Linked DNA regions of Homo sapiens: regions 2 and 3 are each linked to region 1. Evidence: chromatin contacts called from ENCODE Hi-C or POLR2A ChIA-PET data. All regions are on one chromosome and are shown on one strand. Each heading gives the region's core, a stretch centred on a gene start or an enhancer-like site at or near the end of the contact. The rest is flanking DNA. Distances are from core to core; before and after follow the strand shown.

Evidence for each region. A loop is a pair of places that touch in the nucleus more often than their neighbours do. ChIA-PET counts read pairs that join two places held with the same protein, here RNA polymerase II (POLR2A). Pooled maps may share reads with other maps.
Region 2: a pooled map shows a loop between it and region 1 (4-fold over the local background). The contact joins two enhancer-like sites. A Hi-C loop is called at or near these places in 1 of 168 maps with a recorded cell type or tissue (naive thymus-derived CD4-positive, alpha-beta T cell) and 10 of 50 pooled maps. POLR2A ChIA-PET finds 5 or more read pairs at or near these places in 3 of 52 experiments (CD4-positive, alpha-beta T cell, CD4-positive, alpha-beta memory T cell and activated naive CD4-positive, alpha-beta T cell).
Region 3: a loop to region 1 is called in a pooled map, with 2.3 times the contacts of the local background. The contact joins two enhancer-like sites. A Hi-C loop is called at or near these places in 4 of 50 pooled maps. POLR2A ChIA-PET finds 5 or more read pairs at or near these places in 3 of 52 experiments (HEK293T, OCI-LY7 and T-cell).

Annotation. Positions count from the first base shown.
Region 1 is chr12:92,206,559-92,211,186 of GRCh38, forward strand. No RefSeq gene overlaps it. Among named protein-coding and RNA genes, the nearest start is that of BTG1-DT, 63 kb to the left of the region's middle. RefSeq lists an enhancer at 2,486-2,575. Within about 2 kb of position 2,218, at least 12 of the 41 ENCODE cell types and tissues checked have a DNase peak (open chromatin) inside an H3K27ac peak, as active enhancers do; they include CD4-positive, alpha-beta T cell, where a contact is called at or near this core.
Region 2 is chr12:92,032,857-92,037,484 of GRCh38, forward strand. The region is part of intron 1 of LINC01619 (long intergenic non-protein coding RNA 1619); the gene reads right to left. Among named protein-coding and RNA genes, the nearest start is that of LINC01619, 110 kb to the right of the region's middle. RefSeq lists enhancers at 2,117-2,411, 2,135-2,444. Within about 2 kb of position 2,160, at least 27 of the 41 ENCODE cell types and tissues checked have a DNase peak (open chromatin) inside an H3K27ac peak, as active enhancers do; they include CD4-positive, alpha-beta T cell, where a contact is called at or near this core.
Region 3 is chr12:92,338,854-92,343,481 of GRCh38, forward strand. All of the region lies in intron 2 of LINC02391 (long intergenic non-protein coding RNA 2391), which reads right to left. Among named protein-coding and RNA genes, the nearest start is that of LINC02391, 23 kb to the right of the region's middle. Within about 2 kb of position 2,223, at least 2 of the 41 ENCODE cell types and tissues checked have a DNase peak (open chromatin) inside an H3K27ac peak, as active enhancers do.

The DNA.
Region 1 (4,628 bases), core at 968-3,467:
ATGTGGCATTGATTCTTACTTTGCTTTAAAAACTGGCCCAGGCACGGTGACTCATGCCTGTAATCCCAACACTAACTTTTCTTTGTTTCTTGACCTTGAAATTCTTGAAGATTGTGTGCCAATTACTTTTTAGGGTTCCCTTCAGCTGGGGTTTGTCTGATGTCTCCTCATATTTAGTATAGGTTATGCATTTTGGCAGGAATGTCACTAAGTGGCATTGTGTTCTTGTTGCATCACCTCAAGAGGCATATGATGTCACTTTGTCCTTATGTTGGTGATATTAGCTTTGGTCAGTTACAGTGCTGTCTGCCAGGTTTATCTACTGAAGAGTTACTATATTTTACTTTGTAATCAATAATTAATTTGCAAGGAGATACTTTGAAACTATGTAAATATCCTGTTCCTCATTAAAATTTTACCACTAGTTTTAGCATCCATTGATGATTTCTAACTTTGTGGCCGCTTCTCTATATAGTAGTTGACACTGTGCTGTCAGGAAGAGCTGTCCTTTCTCCCTCATTTACTTACTCAACCCTTTGTTCATGGTATTATACAGTGGTGGATTCTCTGAATGTTTGCATTGGTCAAGATGATCCTAATGGACACTAAAGTTTGGAACCACCATTTGAATGAAGAAAGTGATGTCCAAAGAGGTCAATTAACTTATTCAAGGTCATCTAATTAGTGGAGGACTAAACCCCTCTCTCCAAAATTCATGTCTGTATGTTCTTCATGCAGTAATCCCCAGATCTGAAGAGTGGGCACCTATTGATTATCTAAATGTGAATCACCTGAGAAACTTGTTAAAATGCAGCTTCCAGGTCTCATCTCCAGAGATTCTGATTCAATGCCTCCGGTATAAGGCCTTGAGATTTGTATAGAAAAGGGAAACAACTCATAAAGCACTTTTTATCTACTTACCTCAGTACTTTTTAGAAGGTAAATATAAATTGTGATGTTATATCTTTGTTTTTAAGATAGCATGTATAATAAGCACTATCAATTTAATAAGTTATTTTTATATTTATTTGTTTGTTTGTTTATTTATTTATTTTGAGACATTGTCCCACTTTTTCACCCAGGCTAGAATGCAGTGGCACAATCATGGCTCACTGTAGCCTCAACCTCCAGGCTCAAGCAATCCTCCTGCCTCAGCCTCCAGAGTAGCTGCAACTACAGGCACCCTCCACCACACCTGGCTAATTTCTGTATTTTTTGTAGAGATGGGGTTTTGCCATGTTTTCCAGGCAGGTCTTCAACCCTGAGATCAAGCACTCCCAAAATGCTGGGATTTTTATAGGCATGAGCCACCACACCCAGCTTTATTTACTTTTTAACTTTTGTGGAAGGCAATCAACACAGTTACTATCAGAAGATGAGTTCATGCACCTAAAAGGAGGGACAGCAAAGGCATTAAATGCAGCTTTCAGGGAAGTCCTTTGTAAATGCCCTGGAGTAGAAGTCGCGTACTTTAATGTGCATAAAAATTACATTGAGACCTTGTTAAATGCAGATTCTGATTCAGCAAGTCTGGAATGAGTAAGAGTCTGCATTTCTAACAAGTTCCTAGGATCCTACTGTTCTGAGCATGACACTTTGAAAAGCAATGCTTAGGCGGGGCGTGGTGGCTCACGCCTGTAATCCTAGCACTCTGGGAGACAGAGGCAGGCAGATCACGAGGTCAGGAGATGGAGACCATCCTGGCTAACATGGCGAAACCCCGTCTCTACTAAAAATACAAAAAAATAGCCGGGCGTGGTGGCGGGCGCCTGTAGTCCCAGCTACTCGGAAGGCTGAGACAGGAGAATGGGGTGAACCCGGGAGGCGGAGCTTGCAGTGAGCCGAGACCGTGCCACTGCACTCCAGCCTGGGCGACAGAGCAAGACTCCGTCTCAAAAAAAAAAAAAAAAAAAAAAAAGAAAAGAAAAGAAAAGCAATGCTTAGTCAACAGCAGGCATCTTCAGACCTGCTGCCCATTTTTGTAAAGTTTTATTGGAACACCTAGTCGTGTCCGTTTGTTTACATGTTCTCTGTGGCAAAGTTGAGTAGTTGCAACAAAGGCTATTTAGTCCACACATCTTAAATGTTTATTAACTGACCCTTTTGTAGAAAAAGTCTGAAGACCTCTGGTCTAGAGTGATTACTATCACAGAAATCTGCAATCAGAATGTGTTAAGTTTGCGTTTGGACTTTGCCACATTTGTCTTTGTGCCTTGTCAGTCAGCTTCTCTGAATCACAGTTTCCTGTCTGTGGGGAGAGGATAAGAATAGCACATGCTTTATAGAGCTGTTGAAGGATTAAGCAAAACAATACCAGTAAGGAGCTTAGCACACAAATATAAGTGTGCTTCAGATACTTGGGGACCGTGTATAAAGTTTATATCCCAGCCGGGTGCAGTGGTTTATGCCCATAATCTCAGCACTTTGGGAGGTTGAGGTGGGAGGATTACTTGAGCCCAGGAGTTCGAGGTCAGCCTGGGCAACAAGATTCTGTCTCTACAAAATATAAAAAATTAACTGGGTGTCGTTGTGTGCACCTGTAGTCCCAGCTACTCGAGAGGCTGAGGTTGGGGGATCGCTTGTGCCTGGGAGTTTAAGGGTGCAGTGGGCCATGATCGCACCACTCACTATGGCATGGGCATGGGTGACAGCAAGACACTGTCTCAATAAATAAGTAAATAATACAAAATGCAATAAAAGCTGCCTAGAATGCATTTTTTTTTAAAGTCTGCATTCCTAGGCTTCACTTGTGAAGATTCAATTCAGGAGGTCTGGGGTGGGGCCTGAGAATCTGTTTTTGAAACATGTTTTCCAGAAGTTTTTTTTTTGTTTTGTTTTTTTGAGACAGGGTCTCACTGTGTCACCCAGGCTCAAGTGCAGTGAAGTGATCTTGGCTCACTGCAACCTCTGCCTCCTGGGCTCAAGCGATCCTCCCACCTCAGCCTCCTGAGTAGCTGGGTCTACAGGTAGGAGCCACCATGCCTGGCTAATTTTTGTACTTTTTGTAGAGATGGGATTTTGCCATGTTAGCCAGGCTAGTCTTGAACTCCTGGCCTCAAGTGATCCACCCACCTTGGCCTCCCAAAGTGCTGGGATTACAGGTGTGAGCCACTGCACCCGGCCAGAAACATGCTTCCCAGAGGATTCAGATGCAAGTGATCCACAGGGCCAAGTATTGAGGGAAATGTTTAGCAACTTCTCTTGTTCACTTCATGTTCACGCCCCCATCCCATTCTGCTTCCTTCCTTCCACCCTCTCTTCACTATCTGTATCATCCTCAGGAAGGGCTGCTGGGCCTTGCTGCTCTGCATTTCTCTGGCTCCAGGTGCTCCACTCAACCAGCCCTATGCCTAAATTTGTTCTCCAGCTTGTCCGCAGGACTCCAGTTTTAGACTTTGATCCTAAATTAACAATACCTCTGAGTGGACATATTACTTACTTCATGCTCAGAACTGCTTTTGAATGATTAGGTTTTCTCTCCTTTGCAGATCTGTTATTGCCCTCCCTTGATCCCATTTTAAAACAGTGTTCTGCAAGTCAACCTGGCTATGGCCTAAACTCATATTTCGGATGGAGTCCGACCATCATTTAGATGGTAGAAACTAGAATAGACCACTGAGTGTGGGTAAATGGTTTTTACTGCTATTGTCAGAGGATAGTTGATGGAGCAACTGATATCTGGTGCACAGGTGCTCTGAGAAGGTTATTATGGTTTCTGAACATGTGGCTCTTTCCTTTGAAAGTACTGTGCCCTAGAAATAGTAAGTTCAAAGTTTTTTGAAAACCAGTGTGATTCATATCCCGCCTCACAATATATAGTCACTAATATAACAGACGACTTTGCAAAAGATTTCTCAACTGCCTACTTACTCCCCCATGTGCCTACACACACATATACAACAGCAACAAACCCTTACTAATTTGAGTGAATTTTATTTCTGAAGAAAGAAAGCTATAAATGAGCCTGAGCAACATAGCAAGACTCTATCTCTGCAAAAAATACAAAAATGAGCTCTCCGTAGTGGTGTGCACCTATAGTCCCAGCTACTCAGAAGGCTGAGGCAGGGGGATCACTTGAGCCCAGGAGTTCATGGGTGCAGGGTGCAGTGAGCTATGATTGTATCACTGTACTCCAGCCTAGGTGACAAAGCAAGATCCTGCCTCAAAGAAATAAAAAAAATAAAGCTACAAAATAAATATTGAAAGCCTGAATATCACCAGTTTAAACCCCAGGATTTCTTAAGAATATTTTTTTGACCTGTCAAGAATTCAGTGGTGTCTAGTAATTTTCATTTTGTACCAGTAATTAGCTTAGTAGTTAACAAAACCAGACTCTGAATCTTTTCGAGTAGCCTCAAATTGCCCTTTGACACCTCAATTACTGGAGGAATAAAAGGTGTCATTTCTGAAGACGTGAAGAGTATTAGAGTTCATTTCTGATCTAATTAAAAGTCACATTTTAATATCTTTTTTACAGTTCAAAATTTCTAGTCTAGCGCTACCTATGACCCTTGATTAACACTATTCTCAGAGTGTGATTTTTTCCTCAATATAAGCAAGAAATATCTAGCTTGATGAGAGTCTAAGATATTTTGCAAATGCTTTTAGTTTTTTTTCTATGTAAGGTA
Region 2 (4,628 bases), core at 910-3,409, 170 kb before region 1:
CCCACCTTCTTCCATCTTGTGCCTTTGTTTTGCTGTTTTGCCTTCATTCTTCTGCAGCCTTTTTTCAGAACAATTCTACACTTATATTTTCCCACCTGAGAAACCTTGGCCCTATCAAAAGCTCGCTCTCTATACCTCATTTATTGGATCATATGCCCTTCCATCTCTGACCAATCACTGTGGCAGAGAGATAGAGAGGAAGAGAGAGAGGGAGAACTCAAACTGACCAAGCTTGAGTCGTGTGCTCAACCTGGAGCTGGAGGGTGATGCCAGCCACACTAAACCCACAGAATTGAAAAAGGGAGAAGGGAGTGACCCGAAGAAGATAAGGGGGGCCTGTTACTCAAGAAAGAGAGCATGAATGCCAAGCAGATATACTTGCAGTCCAAAACTTAACTTTTGTTTTCTTAAAGATAGTTGCCAAGAAACAGATGAAATGCAAACTTCACCTTCAAACTGAGAGAACAAGGTCTGCAAAGATGGAACAACTTCTCCCTTCTAAGGTGAAAGAAATAGGAATATTGGATTCATAACCCCTTAAGATGTTGACTTGCCATAGGTATCACCAAAGGACGTTCCAAGAATAGAAATGTTCTTGATGTCAAGCTAAAGTTTACATGTAGCTGGCCCTTTTTGGTCACCACATATGGTTTGGGCACGTATTTATTTTGATTCATTTTGACTCTTTTAAATATGTTTTATCTGTATTTTATGTTGAAAATATATCTATCTAACTGCTTTCTTTTTATATGGCCCTAACCATGTCTCACTCAGAAATAGTGTCCCTTCATTCTAATGTGACTTCTTCCTAGTGTTTCACCATGCGGTGAATGAAGAGGGGTGCTGGAAATGTCCCCAGATGTTCTAACATACTTGCCAAAGCTGATTACAGCATTTTTGTTTAATTAAAACAAACTTACATGACATATTTCTTTTCATAAAGGTAGTTTTTGTTTAATTGTAGAAAAGTTAGAAGATACAAATAAGGGAAAACAAGGAGAAGAAGGGAGAGAGGGAGACATGAATGAAGAAAGAGAAGAAGAAAGGAGGGAGGGAGGAAGGGAAAGAGAAAAGAAGACTTGCAGAGAAAACTTATCATCCCCAGAGAAGCCATCATTAGCATCTAAATGTTCAGCTTTTCAAAGCCCCCACCCCTTTTTTTTAACTATATATGGTGGGGTTATTTTTACAAAAATGTGATCATAGTCTTTTTTTTATTTTTATTTATTTATTTTTTTTGAGGCACGGGGCTGGCTCTGTTTCTCAGACTGGAGTGCAGTGGCTTCCTGCAGCCTTGAACTTCTGGGCTCAAGCAATCCTCCCACTTCAGCCTCCAGAGTATGTGGGACTACAGGTGCATGCTGCCACCACACCTAGTTCTTTTTTTTTAGTAGAGACAGAGTCTGCCCAGGCTGTTATCAAACTCCTGGGCTCAAGTGATCCTCTCGCCTTGGCCAACCAAAGTGCTGGGATTACAGGTATGAACCATTGCACCTGGCTGAATCATACTTTTATAACTTGCTTGTTCCACTACTCCATATATCTAAATTATTAAATATTATTTCTACTAAATTCTTAATACTAGGAGTTCTTAACCTTTGAGTGATAGACAGGTTCCTGTTTAAATCTCTTTATATTACATGAAAATGTTGAGCATATGGAGATTTTTCTAGGGAGATGGTTCACAGCTTTTATTGAGCTCCCCAAGGGTGCCCACAATCAAAAATTTTTAAGGCCACTGTTTTACACCCTCATTTTAAATGGTAAAAATAGATATATCTGGAAGAGATATAAACAGACACATATCATGATTTTTTTAACCAAATTCTTGTTACACATTTAATTCCATCCCACTTTTGAACTATTATAAACAATATGCAGTGAACTTAGCTTTTAAAACTTTAACTACATAACTATTTCCCGTGATACTGGCAGAAATGACATTGCTGGGAATTTTTTCAGTGTGAAGTAACACAGATTGACAAATTGTCACAGCACTTAACAAGTGACTTTTTACACCATAGAACCCACCTTGTTCAGATACTACAGCTAGAACTGTATCATGAGAGAGCCACCCTCCTGCACATACTGCAGGAAGGAGCAACATTTCCTGCATTTGTTTGGTTTTGTTACCGACTTGCCGCCCTGCCTGCCACTTTGAGGCACAGTTGCAGCGCCTCTGTTTACATTTTTGGAGGACACGTGGACAAGCCCAGGCAAAGCCGAACAGCACACGGTACATCAATCACACAAGGAACATCTGCTGATTCCCTTGGGGGAAACAGAATGATTCCGAGAGTTGGGGCACTGCCAACGGGAAATTCACACAGATGAAAGCAACAGAATTCATGCTTGCAGTTTCAAGGGGGTGGAGGAAGGAGGAGAAAGAGAGTGGGTAAGCAGCAAGGTGAAATACAGGGTTCCCCCCCGAGTCTCACTTGTTACATATGAAAAGGTTTAAATCAGTGTTTTAAAATATCGGAACTGGAAGTTGTGAAAGCAAAACTATTCTTTGGTTTCAGATGTATTTTCATCTAGAGACCTTATTAAGGAATTTGCTAGAATAGTTTTAGTGACCCAAAAATAAATATTGATTGGTTCTGTATGTATTTATAAAAGTATACCTGGTCTGGGGGATCTGAGGCTACTGGATCATAAGAGAGTACAATGAAACCAGAGTGTGCTAACCTGCACATCTTGAAGGACTAACATCTTCCAGGTTTGCTGTTGTTTACGTGCTGCCTGTGAAAAGCAGAGTTTTGAGTGTTTTCAGCACCAAAGTCCCCTCAAAGCAAAAGAACAAAACCATCAAGATGTTATTGGTAATTCATAATCTGAAGCTGAGCATATAAGAATTTGTCTTTTTTAATTGTGGATACATTGAATTTGGGCTCCCAAATGGTGTTCTTATGATTTCAGTTTTTCTCTCAGAGAAAATACTGTACCAACAAGCCCTGTCAGAAGTCACCTCCAAATGCATGGAATACCAGGAATGACCCCTCCCTTCCTTCAGATCTGATATTTCCTTGGCAAGCACTTTTTCTCAGACTATCTTGCCATCGAATTTCTATACCGCCTCAAGATGACACTTTGTCTAGCAAAAAGTGATGCAAAGCTCTTTTGCAAAAGCCCCTCAAATTAATACACCTTACATATTTTCACTAATAAAACTTTCCTTGGAAGCCCCATATGTGTAATTATGCTTTCACAGATGTAAACAACTAAAACACAAGAAGATTAAATGATCTCTCTGAGATGACCTAGCAAATCATCCACCAAATGCATGATGTCTGACAACTTATGACATACAAATGCTTACACTGACAACTCGCCCTCATCCTTGTTTCTGTGCAGAAAAATAAGGGAAATCGTTTACTGGCCCAGAAGACCTCACGATGGCAAATTCAATCAGATCCTCATTAACCAGATCAAAATGAGGCCTGACAGAGTCTTCATTAGATCTACAAAATCCTGTTCGTTTTAGCTCTGAGTCTCCTGACTTGTCCGTGTCATCATAAATTGGTTGTTTTGAAGTCAGAGAGGACAAAGTGCTTGCAGATGATGGTCACCCTGCCTGACCTATAAGGACAAGGTTCTGTTAGAAAAAATGAAACAGTGCAGCAGTGGCAAGGCCTGGCCAAAGAAATAGGTTTGCTAACCGGCAAGAAACAGAGAAAAGAAAAACCCAGTTATTTAAAAATACTGACCAAAATACTAACAACTACAAAGACATTGTCCCAGTCCCATCACGGAAACCAATGTAAACTTCTCTTGTGAAGCTGAATTACAGGTCACTTAAGTTCTATTACATACATTTTACATTCCCAGTCAGAAAAATGGCATCCTCTATATCTGAAAAAATTCATCTAACCCCAGATGAAGTCTTCTTTTTTTTTTTATAATGGAATTAAATTCTGTCACTTTTTTTAGCAGTGGTGCCAGCGAGACCAGCCACTGAAATAAGCAGAGTTAATGGCCATTGAGTTAACGGACTTGAGAGGGGCCAAAAAGCCGGCTTGCCAATGTGCCCGTGGCTTCCACCATAAAGTCACTCCAATGAATGGGGCACTGCATTTCCAAAATTCTCCTGTCACAAATGCTAATGTTGACCTATCACAGTGCCCAGGCCATCACAGACACTCAATGTTTATTGAATGAATAAAAGAATGATTGTTGCCTGTGAATGATAATAAGTTTTGATTATATTGGTTAGATTCTATTCCAAAAATATGTAAGTATCTGGAACATATTAACTCACTTGCTCTCACTATATGTGGTTATGAAATAGGTTCTCAGATTGGCCCTTTGCCAACAAGCCCAAGCCAGCTCTTAAAGAAATGGAACACTGGAAAGGAAAGCGTGGGACAGAGGCAATGAGATATGAGAAGGAGGGACTGGGAAGATCCTGAGGTTTGGCAGAGAAAGAAGCAACTTGATAGGTTAACTCATATCCGTGGCTTCCAGCACACTGTGGAGACCCATACCAATCTCCCAGAGGCCTAGAGGAAGAGTTTTACCATCCAAAGGAACTACTGATTAGTGGTTAAGCACACAAATTCAGGAGTTCAAATTCCTGCTCTCCTACTTCCTAGATGTATGACTCGGTGCAAAGTATTTAACTTCTGTCT
Region 3 (4,628 bases), core at 973-3,472, 130 kb after region 1:
CACATTCCTGGTGTCCTTTGGGAAACTCTGGAATGCTGGTTCTTTCCTATCGGGAATGGAGTTTCTGCTGAATGTGCTTCCTGTTTTGCTTGGTTTTTATTTTTGTGATTATTATGTGTTAAAGGTTGTAGGGGATTCCCTTGGATGCAAATATCTACTGCCCCTGAGGCATTTTACTGTGAGGAACACTTAACCTGTCTCTCTATCCTTCCCTGTCCGGTACTCCATTTCTCTACACTGATTTGTGAGAACAGCGGGGGTTGGACAGGCCCATTTTGGGCAAGATAAGAAAAGCATTAACTTGTGTGACTTGACAATGGTTCCTCTGTTACACCAAATTTATGGAACCCAAGGTACTTCCTGGATCCCTTCTTCGTGACCATTATCATTATAACTGTCATTTATTAAGTATCTACTATGTTCCAAGTACTTCAAAGCTGTAATCTCATAGAATCCTCATAAAGATTCTGCTACGGGCAGGTCTTTGTTCTTAGAGCTCCCAAGATGGTGGCAGGCCACTCCCAAGATGGTGGCGGGCCACTCCCAAGATGGCAGCAAGCCTTTTGTTCTCTGACTTGGGGTTCTTGGCCTCACAGATTCCAAGGAATGGAACCTTGGGCCACACAGTGAGTGTTATTGCTCTATTAGAAGCCGTGGGTCATGGGAGAGAACCGTGGAACCCAGCAACTTGTGTTCAGCTCGATTAGGAGGAACCCAGGCACTTAGCCGCTCAGGAACAATGGCGAGCCTCTAGCCCGATTGGCAGCGGCAATGGGTGTCTCCCTGGATCAGAAGCACAGCAGACACCCTGCCAGATCCAGAGGCATGGAAGTCAGCAGTGGGTCTGCGATGGCAGCGGTCAACAGTGGTGGATAGTGAGCAAAAGCTCAGCTGGAGCTGGAACAAACATGGACCAGAAGCGTGTGCAGTTGCAAGATTTAATAGAGTGAAAACAGAGCTCCCATACAATGGGAGGGGACCTAAAGTGGGTTGCCACTGCTGGCTCGAATGCCTGGGTTTATATCCCGATCATTATCCCTCCCCTGTGCTCTCAGGCGATAGATGATTGACTATTTCTTTACCTCCTGCTTTTAGCCTAATTGATATTTTAGTGAGCTCTCTTTACTACCTGATTGGTCGGGTATGAGCTGAGTTATAAGCCCCGTCTTTAAAGGTGGATGGGGTCACCTTCCCCAGCTAGGCTTAGGAATTCTTAGTCAGCACAGGAAATCCAGCTAGTCCTGTCTCTCAATTCCATGAAGTTTCATATCTTACAGATGTGAAAATGCACACATAAAGAGATAACTTCCCTAAAGTGACAAAAGTAGGTGTGGTCAGGACCATGTTTTAATCCCAGTGTTATCTGCTTGGGCCAAAGCCCTTGATTTAATCACAGGCCTCCATCATGCCCATTGTCCACTACAACTGTAACCACTCAGGAATCAAATGCTTAACTATTTAATGTCTATTTTTATGGCAGTTTTTTTTTTAGCAAAGTTAAAGATTTTAATTAAAGTTCAATTAAATTTCCAAAAGCTACACTTGCCTTTGGTTACATCTTTTTAGCAATACAGTGGTGGAGTCTTCCACTTAATTCCTTAAAAAAAGTTAACATTGTGTGTTCTTAGCATCACAAGTTCTGAGTGACAAGCAGCATTAAAGGGCATTTATTTGATGTCTGAATTTCCTCTGCAACATCTAACAAGGCTCACCTCTGTTTGAACAAAGCATCTCATTCCCTCCTCGGAAAGTGGGGGCTGTAAGATTGAGTCTCTGGTTACTAGGCGAAAAATGTCAGTATTAGATTGGCAAGGTAGGTGTTGGCCCAGCCAAGTCACATGGAATCAGCATCTGGACATGTGACATACTTTAGTTACTAGGATTAGTGTTGAAAAATTTATTTTGTCTTTCCCTCATCTGTTGAGCGTGTTAGCCACTAAAATATAGGAATGTAAACTTCCAACAGAGTTTTCTATTCCACCCTTTGCATTCTTCCCCCAAGGGGAAAGAGTCTACCTTGGACTGGCAGGATTCCAAAAGACAGAGCTTTTCCAAAAGACATTATCGAGCCGTTATTGATGATTAGCAATGATAATAAGCTAATGTTTCTTTATACACTGTCAGGCACTGTGTTAAGCATTTTTAAGGCATTCTTTTATTTACTCCAATGAAAGTGAAATACCACCTACGGATGTGATGAGGACTAAATGAGATAAGACAGAGCACTTAAAACCACGCCTGTCTGGGCATACTGTAAGCCTCAGTGACTACAGCCATGATTGTAATCAGTGACTGTATTTCCTTACTCTTAAAGCAGAGACAGGAGCAAGCTGGTGGAATCGCCCTCAATATTAACTCACATTTTTTACCTGATACCATTTCCAATCTTCTGTGAAATCCTATCCAGACCCTGTACTGACTCCCCTGGCAATTTCAACAAGAAATATTCTACCTTTCACTGCCAATTTGTTTTGGTAGAGGCTGATCTGCAGTCTGAACATAAATGAAAGGGAATCCACCCGCAATAATAAAGAGTGAGCCTGGCCCATCATGATCAGAGACTGGCCCCTAACATGTTGACACAACGGCTGAACTATTTGAACACTGGAATGAACAAGTTGCAACAACTCCTGCAAGTCTCAGGAACTAATGTACGGACAACGACGCGCATTTCACTGACAGAGTCCTGATAATATATTGCAGGAAAACCCACGGGCCAGCCGATAACACTCAGCGTTAATTTGTTTACCCAAAAATTAGAGGAAGGAGAAGTTGGTGATTTGCAAAAAAAGAAGTTTTGGTAACAAGCGTAACGTTGGTGTGTAATTTTCCTAATTGAATTGCCAAATTTCTACCCACCACTGATCTTAATTTATAATAATGCTTCCATCTGTCTCACCTCCAGCATAGGAAATGGGAAGAGGGTGGTCTCTGCCTTAACATGGTAAGAAGAATATCTGCAGGTAGTAGGTAATCTTTAAATTACATGTGTGATACTGGGAATTGCATATAAGCAAATAAGGAAGCTCATTACTTTTCCAGATTTCAATTAACTGTATATTTGTAAAAATGCTTTCAGTTAGCAACATTTTGAATGGTAAAGGGATTGAAATTTACCTAAAAGAAAACCTTTTATAATGGTTTAGCAAATTTCAAGATTATCTAGGGCAGTCTGCATGGCCCTCAGATCATAGTGAATTAGTAATTTCTTGTGCAGAAATTGTCAAAAAACAGGAGGAAGTCAGGTGCCTATCTAGAAACATAAAAATTGGGAATAACACAAAAAGGAAACCTTGACTTCCTACTAGGTATATTAGGCATTTAATTTAAAACTTCATTTACTTTTTAAAAATTAACACAATACATGTTCACAATTCTAAAAACTCAAATACAACAAAACGTTTAATATAAACTTCTTACCCTCTCATTCCCAATTCCATTCCTTACTTTCAAACATTTCAGCAGTTTCTTCTATTTATTTCCATATTTGTATACTCTCTCTCTCTCTCTCTATATATATATATAGCTATTTCTTGATTATTTTGAAAACTTACTGACCACTGAATAATGACCTCCTCCAGGTAAAATGAGGATATCTTTCTTTTACATCAACTCCTGTCCCCATAGGCTTAATGTGATTATATAAAAATTTCTAGTTAAATCAGTAGAACTGGGACAGGCCACAAAGGCTGATCCAAGCCGAGAAATTGGAGAGAATAATGATTTTTTTCTTGGCTAAAGTTGTGTATCCTTGGAATTACTATCAAAGCAGCAAACATGCAATGCAAAAGATCCACCTAAGCATTAGGCTATATATGTATCAACTCTGGCTCTTAGTACCTCCCTTGCTTCCTCTCCCAAGGTGCAGCCTGGGTTCAAGGTCCTAGCAGTCCACACATTGTGAGGACTCCTCTAGATCAGACCAAGCAAGGCTCTGAGGTCATTGCTGCTGAGCTGGCCTTGGTGATGGTGATAAGCATTAGTGCCACGCCAGCACTCCAGAGCTAATACACTATTATAATATACTGATTGGGCTATAATGTACAGTTTTAAAATTCTGTCTAATTTTTTTTAAATCTATAAATTAAAAAAAATCTTCTTCTTTATGTTGATTTCCTGAATACTAAAAATAGTATAAGGGCAACAATTATTCTTGGTACTACTTATGTAATTTAATCATTAAAAGCTACATGTAGATCTAGTATCATGACACCAGAAATTTTCCGAAGAATTTTTTTTTTTTTAGTTTGAGACAGGGTCTCACTCTGTTGCCCAGGCTGGAGTGTGCAATAGCACAATCATGGCTCACTGCAGTCTTGAATCCTTGGGCTCACGTAATCCTCCCATCTCAGCCTCCCAAGTAGCTAGGACTATAAGTATGCACTACCATGCCCAGCTAATTTCTAAATTTTTTGTAGAGAAGAGGACTCGCTACGTTGTCTAGGCTAGTCTTGAACTCCTGGCCTCAAGAGAGTCTATCTATCTATCTATCTATCTATCTATCTATCTATCTATCTATCTGTCTAGTAGAGACAGGGTCTCGCTATGTTGCCCAGTTTGGTCACAAACTCCTGGCCTCAAGCAATCCTCTTGCTTTGGTCTACCAAAATGCTGGGATTACAGGCATG